Linked DNA regions of Mus musculus: region 2 is linked to region 1. A link is a loop called in an ENCODE intact Hi-C map of the cell type or tissue named here. Cell type or tissue: left cerebral cortex. All regions are shown on one strand.

What was found. Peaks named below come from ENCODE experiments on the same cell type or tissue, not always from the same donor. Only the 100,000 strongest peaks of a DNase experiment are listed, where the experiment ranks them.
Region 2: it touches region 1 in a loop (2.4-fold over the local background); 9 of 42 quality-filtered maps call a loop at or near these places.

Annotation. Positions count from the first base shown.
Region 1 is chr2:133,547,953-133,551,952 of GRCm38, reverse strand. No RefSeq gene overlaps it. Among named protein-coding and RNA genes, the nearest start is that of Bmp2, 2.2 kb to the left of the region's middle. RefSeq lists a cis regulatory region at 806-816 and a promoter at 1-1,705. In left cerebral cortex, a CTCF peak has its summit at 1,654 (motif pointing left); a DNase peak (open chromatin) is centred at 1,634; H3K4me3 peaks cover 167 bases.
Region 2 is chr2:133,379,369-133,383,368 of GRCm38, reverse strand. No RefSeq gene overlaps it. Among named protein-coding and RNA genes, the nearest start is that of Gm31851, 48 kb to the left of the region's middle. In left cerebral cortex, a CTCF peak has its summit at 2,168 (motif pointing left); a DNase peak (open chromatin) is centred at 2,158.

The sequences.
Region 1 (4,000 bases):
CAAATCCAGAGTCCACTGGCCTCTGAGTTCCCTCATTGGGCCAATATTCAACTTGAGTTTGAAGTTTTTAGGTAAGAGCACATTAAAAAGAAGAACAGAACTTACAAGTTATTAGACATTTTGGCAAAAATGTGAGCAAACGCTTCTGTTTTGAATGGTGAGAAGAAAATGTCGAGAAATAGCCGATACACATCTGAGTGCATTATTACATTTTATAAATATTCATACATTTATATTCAAATAAATGAATCTAATAAAAAGATGCATATATTTTATATGTATTTATTTATGTAAATTATAAAAATACGGGTACAGGTTTCTGAACATAGATACACACTTGTAAAGTGGACATCCCTTCTAGTGATGTGTGTGTGTGTGTGTGTGTGTGTGTGTGTGTGTCCATGTGAGGGGACAATGAGAGTTAATAGAAATTCTCTTTATAGAAGCGATCACTTCGATACTTGTGATATTTATCTTCCCTTCCACACCCACCTACTCCAGAGTCAGGTAACAAGACAATTCCGGTTTGAGACCTTTGAATTTTCTGCCTGGTCCTCTCTCTCCACTGGGTCTCCAGCAGTAAGGCTCTGGCTGTGGCCAAGCCAGTTTTCTTCCTCAGCTGGAAATGTCCCCAAAGCTGCTGAGCCAGGATTCTTTTTTGAAATCTTTCCATTTCTCCCTACATTCAGGAGCCTTCATAGTACCACCACTGGCTACCCACAGGACCCCCAAAACTATGGGCTGAGCATTCCTGTAGAAGACCAGAGTGAATAACGTTACGTTGTGAACCAGATCTTTCCAGTTTGCAAAGCAAAGACCGAGAAAGACCAGAAGCAGGGGCTTTAATGATTTTTTTACCCACGTGTGCTAGCTTTTCAGTCGGGGAGCTAAAATAACTCTAGGTTCGTTCACCTAAATCGGATTAGCAACCCACAGAGGGAAATTAGGCCCTGGCTGTTTCTAGAGCTGTAGAGGTCAAATAAGGTATTTTTGAAGGAAGGCTGTCTACAAGGGAAATTAAAGGAGAGGAAGGGATAGATCCAGCAATTTGCGATCAGCTACTGTATTCCTTTTTAAAACGTGTTGCAGAAGTTGTCACTCTGAATCATGAGACACCAAACAAGGCGGCAATAAAACACTCCACTCAGACGTGTAAGTGTGTAAGTCAAAAGGGCTGATCGCCTCTGAAGCCATTTCCTTCCCTATCAAGTTTAATTGAGAAGTTAACCATTGCTTCTGTCATCGCGGAGGCGGAAGGAGCAAAGCAAGAAACTCCGAACCTATATGAGATTTAAATGAGAAAGTTGCCTTTAATGAGGAAGAGAAAGCTGACAGCTGTTGGACCAACCCCAAGAAAAGATGAAAATGAAACCTTTGGTGATGACATCAACAATGCCTTGCAGCTTTGGGCCTCTGGAACACCAGAAGAGAGAGTTTGGCCGTTTAGGATATCCTTAGTAATCAAGTCTCTGAGGTAAAATGGATGCCTCTGGACAGTTACTCCACCTTGGTGGTGCCTGCTGGCTTCTTTTTTGTAGCCCAGAGAGGTGCTGCTAAAAAGCCTTTCCCAGGAACTTTCCTCAAGTTTGGCCCAATTTCTCTGAAGAGCACTCGACTGTTGTTTTTTTAGAGATGGCTGCCCTCTTGTGGTGGAAATGAGTGTAAACGCATGGGACCTAGAAGTGAATCCAGTTTAAATGAATTCTCTGTTCTTTGGAATACAGTGTAGATGGTCATGTTCAGTCCATTTTTCATGCAATTGAAATTGTAGAGAAGAAACAAATACAGAGACTTATTGCTTTTTACACTCTATGCTGGTGGCCTCCTCCCACCCACAACAAATAATGTGTGGTTACTTAATACTTTGAGGGGGTACTATCTGTCTTCTCTGAAAATGTACAGTGCTTGCGGACTTGCTCGATCTTACCATTAACAAAGTTTTTCTCAGTATCTGCCAGTTCAGAAGGCGAGAGTAGCTCTGGAGTAGCTCTGAATTTATCCTATTTAGCGTCTCTGTTAACAAATATGTAAGGGGTTTCCAGTGGCCAGGCAGTCCTGGGGCAAGCTAAGGTGAGAATTACAAGTCTGATCTTTGTAAGAAGGTCCAGACACAATGTATCAGAACACAGTCTACTGGTTAGGACTCTACATAAAGGAGGCTGCTGCTATTCTATTCTAGTCCGTTTTTTGCCAGGTTTTCAGGAGATATCGGAAATCCTCATTTGTGTGTGGACATGACCTGGGATGAAATTAAGTACTTAAAGAGTCATACTTTGGCAACTTTTCCTTGAGCAGTTCAGCCCAGATAATGTTTAATTTTATTGCATCCTGCAGCTATTAGCATTCAGCATTGTTCCTACTAGGTGGACCATTATGCAAATTCACATGAAAATAATGATCCCCATGTATTGTAAAGGTCACAGCAGGCGTGACATGATCCATCTACCTTGTAATTGTCATTCCATTGTAACCTGTGGCAACTCCCCTGAGAAACCTCTTAGCCTGTGCATCATTTGCTGCTGATGCGACACCCAACCCTGGCTCTCCTCACTCCTGATTCTTTCCTAGGGACCAGAAGCTACAGCCGAGAGTAGCATTTGCTCTACCTAGGGCTCACCTAGTCAGTGTTGGATTAGCCACAGTAAGAATGATGGGTGGAGTGATTTGTAGGCCAAACTAGGCCAGGTTGGCCAAGTCACATTGTTTTAGACAGCCATCAAATCTTGTTTAATTACCATATAGCAATATACTTGCATATGTGACCAATGATATTAAAATGTTTTGCTATTGTATTAGGTTGGAAGAGGGAAAGGGGGTAGTTACAATCTCTTAAGATAAAAGAAGTAATGTTTTTTAAAAAGGAGTCAACCTCAGTATTAATGTTTTTACAAGGTAGCTATGGAGTCAGAGTTTTCACCCAAAGCCTCTGTATTGAAAAACCCCTCCCATCTAAGTGTTATAGGTATACTTTTGGAGATGTGACTGGATCATAGGGACCAGTGTATTTATCTATTGACAAATTTCAATTTGGAAAGCTTTATGGGCAGTGACATAAGTGTTAGGGAATGGGGACAGGTTGATGGAAGTAGTCACTGGAGACAGGCTTTCAAAGTTTCTGCCTGTCTCTTCCTGGGGTCCAGCCTGTCACTTCCTGGTTTTTATCCTATTGTCTCTTCCTGGTTTTCATCCTGTTTCCCTGTCCTGGGTTCCTTCCTGTTGCTCTCTTGCTTCCTGACCACCATAAAGCAAGAGGCCTTCTCTCCCATGTGTCTCTCCTCCATGTTCTTCCTCACTGCAGGTCCAAAGAAAATAAATGGAGCCATACACCGTAGACTGAAACTCCTGAAAACATGAGGCAAAAGAAATATTTCTTCTTCTCAAACTGTTTTAGGTATTTGTTTCATTGTTTCAGAACTAAAAGCAAAAGCAAACAACAACAACAATAAAAGCAAACTGACTAATACTACCCAGTCTATAAATCTTTACTGAGGATCTATGAACTTCACAACACTATGTTACTTGGATCCGGTGCATAAAGACACATAAGCTCTGCACATCCTTTATTTAGGAGCCTGTGGAAGAAGTATGATATGTTCAGAGGTAAAGAAATATAAAGCATAAGACATATGACAAGGACACTTCAGGAGAGCAAAGAGTTGCTGAGGGACTAATGGGAAGCAATGTGAAATTAGTAAGCTTATAGCAAGGACAGGGTTGCAGATTGGATGTGAACTCTCCCCTGAGGGCTCCCTATCTGGTGGTGTTATTCCAGGAGGTGGTATTATAAGAACATAAGAGGTAGAGCCTTGATGGAGCAAGTAGGTCACTAGGGCAGTGGGTCTTAAGCTTTTACATCCAGATTCCCAACTGATCTGTGTTCCCTGCTCTGCTGAGATGTGGTCCTACCCATTTTGGTCCTCTACCAGCACAACTTCACTAAGACATACTGCCTTCTAGTGTGAGAGCCTTAAGTTGATTCTTGTCAGGTACTTCATCACAG
Region 2 (4,000 bases), 170 kb after region 1:
AGACTATGGGGACTTTGGAAGTTGGACTAAATATACTTTTTTATTATGCTACGGTTAGGTATAGTCCTCATAGACTCATGTATTTGAATAAGCCTATGGGGGCCAGGGAGTGGAATGTGATTGATTGTATATGCTTGGCCCAGAGAGTGGCACTATTGGAAAGTGTGGCCCTGTTGGAGCAGGTGTGGCCTTGTTGAAGTAGGTATATCACTGTGGGTGTGGGCTTTTAGACCCTCATCCTAGCTGCCTGAAAGCCAGTATTCTGCTAGCAGCCTTCAGATGAAGATGTAAAGCTTTCAGCTCCTGCTGCACCGTGCCTGCCTGGATGTTGACACATTCCTACCTTGAGGATAACGGACTGAACCTCTGAACCTGTTAGCCACCCCCAATTAAATATTGCCCTTACAAGAGTTGCCTTTTTCATGGTGTCTGTTCATAGCAGTAAAGTACTAAGGCAAATGCTATGTAAGGCAAACCAATACTGTGTGTGTCTTTAGCGAAGAATAGTGAGGTGGAGCAAACCAAACCAATGCTCAGTGCTCATCTCTCACTCTGTGTGGTCATTTTTATACTCCTTCATCACAGATCCTTTCATGTTTGCTATATCAAAACAACCTTTCCCCTGTGTCTGCTTCAGGAAGACATTCTTTCATGTGTTTGCTTATCATCTCACCTGTGTGCCCCAGCAAAACTTCACTTGATATAACTTTCCAAAGAAACTAGAAGTTTCTACTTCACTCCTCTTGTCACTCACTGTCTGTGCACGATGACCTTTTGATGGCCCATGCTGGGTTCTTAAGACAGATAAGACTTGATCTTTATTCTCAAGCAAGGAACAAAGAAGGGACAAAGCTGAAGGACAAACAAGGACAGTGACACAGGACACAAGACAACCATGGAGAAGATGCTGTGAATGTTCACCAGGCAAAGGAAAAAAGGCTTGGAGCAACATTATCCAGGATGAGTGAGTGCTGTCAAGGGCCTCTTCAAGGATATACCAAGAAGTCAGCATGTTCTCAGACTTGGAGAAGTCAGCAGAGGGCAAATGATGAAACTCCTTTATCTAGGTGAGCAAATCTGAACTTGATCTTACAAGCCATTAGGCACCATGAAAGGTTTGTAAATTTGAATGTGACGCCACCCACCCACACCTGGACAGCTTCAGACACCCTAGAAAAATTTCTCCATACCCTTGGTGCACTCACTCTCCCCATTTCAGAATCCTGCCAGCGTGGTTACAGAAAAGGGGGGGGGGGTTGATTCTAATACCAGGGATCCCGAAATTCCTTACTTCACACCAGTCAGACACAGACCAGAAATTCAAGGAGCCTTATCTGGGCTTCTGTTTCCTTCCTTATCAGGGCTCCTGTTTCCTCCACCTGGGATGTGGGAGTTGACTCGACTTCTTGCAGTTTAAGGTGAGTTGGGTCATCAGACCCAGTGTTCCATTTGCTTTGACTCCTTACATGCACCATGTTTTCCTAAATGAGAATTCTTTGGCTGTGGGGAAAGAAATGGATACTTTTGCAAAATAAAAGTGTTGGCTGGCCCAGTCCACAGTCAGGTGGGGTGCCTACCAAGGGGCTGGCTGCTAGCTCAATCCACCATTAATTCTTCAGTGTGTGTCTTCTATCAAGGGCCTGAAAGCTACACGTGGATAGATAATGAGGTTATGCTTGAAATTATTAAACAACAGACTTGGTGGGTCTTGGAAAATGTGCCAAGAGTCACTGTGCCACTGATTGAGCAACTGCCACAACCAAGCCACCTACAGCTCTTGCTGTGACAACTTGCCTTCCTGCCTCTTGTCACAACAGAAGCCCGAAGCTAGTTGTCCTGTTACAACTTCTGGGCTCTAGGTCCAAGGCAAAAAGGAGACTGGAGTTAACGCCATGCCCAGGGCTGAAGGATCATGTGACCTGGGTATCCTTTCACTATGGATGGTGGTTATTTTTATCTGTAATCCAAAAGTTCAAGAGAACTGGATGACCATGCTTGAGCAAAAAAGACATGCGCCTTGGCACTGCCAAGCATTTCTTTCCTCCTTTCATGACCACCCGGACTGCAAAACTAACACAAGGTTTGTAGGGAGAGCTGCTGGGCCCAGGCCTCCAACAGGGAAAAGTGCTACTGGGAAACAAAATTGAATACTGCCATCTGCTGGGAGGAAATGGCACACAGGGAAGATGCTCCCTTGGCAGGGCAGAAAGAGATGAAATAGGAAGAAGCAAAAATCATGGGGTCTGCTGGACTGCTAAGGAAAAAAATCCAAGTGAAGCTTGCGGTGGTGTAGCAGAAGCATAGGGTGTTATGGGTAAATGTAAATACTCCTTCGCCTGCTCTCTGATTCTAGTCTCCATTTCAAGGCAAGAAGCAGAAACCCAGGAGACATCAGTGTGCTTGCTGTGCAACACCAGCTTACCATTTGCCCAATTCTTAGTGAATTGTTTTATATTACATTTCTGCATAAGAGCCAAACGCAGAGACTTCTGAATGCATATTGCTTAGTTACTTGGGAATCTATGCATTGGCTGATCTATAGGATGTATTTACGCAACATTCCAATTTGCCTCAGAGATATTGAAGGGATAAATGAGAACGTGGACCCTGGTGTCAGAATGACAAATGGGTGAGTCACATGGAAAAGGGATGGCACCCAGAAAGTCGGAGTTGGGAGGACAAGGCAAGATATGAAGAACTGTGTACACAAAACTCTCTTCAAGAGCAGTCACTGGAAGATCTGTCCATCTCCACAGATTTTTTGTTCTTTGATTAGTACTAGTGGATTGGACTAATGCCAGAATGGCTGCACTCTCACCAAATGAAAGAAGCCAGAAAACTCCATTGCATGAATGTTTGATACAAGAGTAGCTTCTGACCTTTTCATCCTCCAGCACACTACTGAACTCGCTGGAGCCATCTTCATCTCCATGCCTGGACCATAGCACCACTCTCTTACCCTGCTCCCCTGTGTTTACTTGGGGGATACCTAGCAATCTCAGACCCTGTCCTTTGCCTGATTTTTACTCATTTCTTGGTACATTAACCTTCCACTTCTTCGATTTCTAACGAGACCAGCCCTCACAATAGGACTTTCACGTTGGCTATGCCTTTCTGGATAATTCTTTAGCTAGATGATCACAGGGAAACACAATTCACCCTCCAGACTTCCCTAAAATGTCAGCCTCATGTTAAGCCCACCCACATTTACACTTACAAACTTAAGAGCTCTGTTGCGTTTCTACATTTTTATGGTATGTGTCCCTTTAAACATAGTCTACAATTGCTGTTTATTCTCCCGGGGATTCTGTCCCACACTCCAGAGCTAAATGAGGAAACCTGAATGGAATCCTGTGAGAGAGTGAGTGGCCTTCTCATCCTCTGAAGACGAAGCAGACAATTAGTACATGGGTCCTTTCTCCCTTAAGATCCTGTTTGTTGGTCAGAGCATGTTTGGGGAGGAGAAGTAAAAGACCTAAGATTCCAGGTTGGACCCACCTGTGGAAGGCACAGATTTATAAAGTTTATAATAATTGCATATATCTGTGATGGTCAGGGTGGATTCTGACACTTCCACACAATGCTCAAAGATCACGCCAGAGAGATTATATCCACTGCCACAAACCTTTATCAGCTCTTCATATTGTGAGATACCAAAAGATTCTTCAGTGGCTGTTTTGAGATACATCCTAATTTGTAACTAATTGTAACCACTCTCCTTTGCCATAGCGTTTGATTTGACCCAGCACAAATATCTTTGGTAGGAAGACAGTAGGAACCAGGAAACCCTTTAATTATTTGGTGCAATGGCCTCTACCATTGGTTGACTCTTGAGACTTGATTCTGCCATTTCTCCAACAACGCATCTTCAGAGCCAAGTGCTGACCCCTTGCAGAATCTCATGCTCCACTGAGACTTTACCTCCAACATCTCTAATTTCAGGCTCCCATGTCCAAGTAGTCATGCATGCATCTTTTTCCCAGTTTTTTTTTTTTTTCTA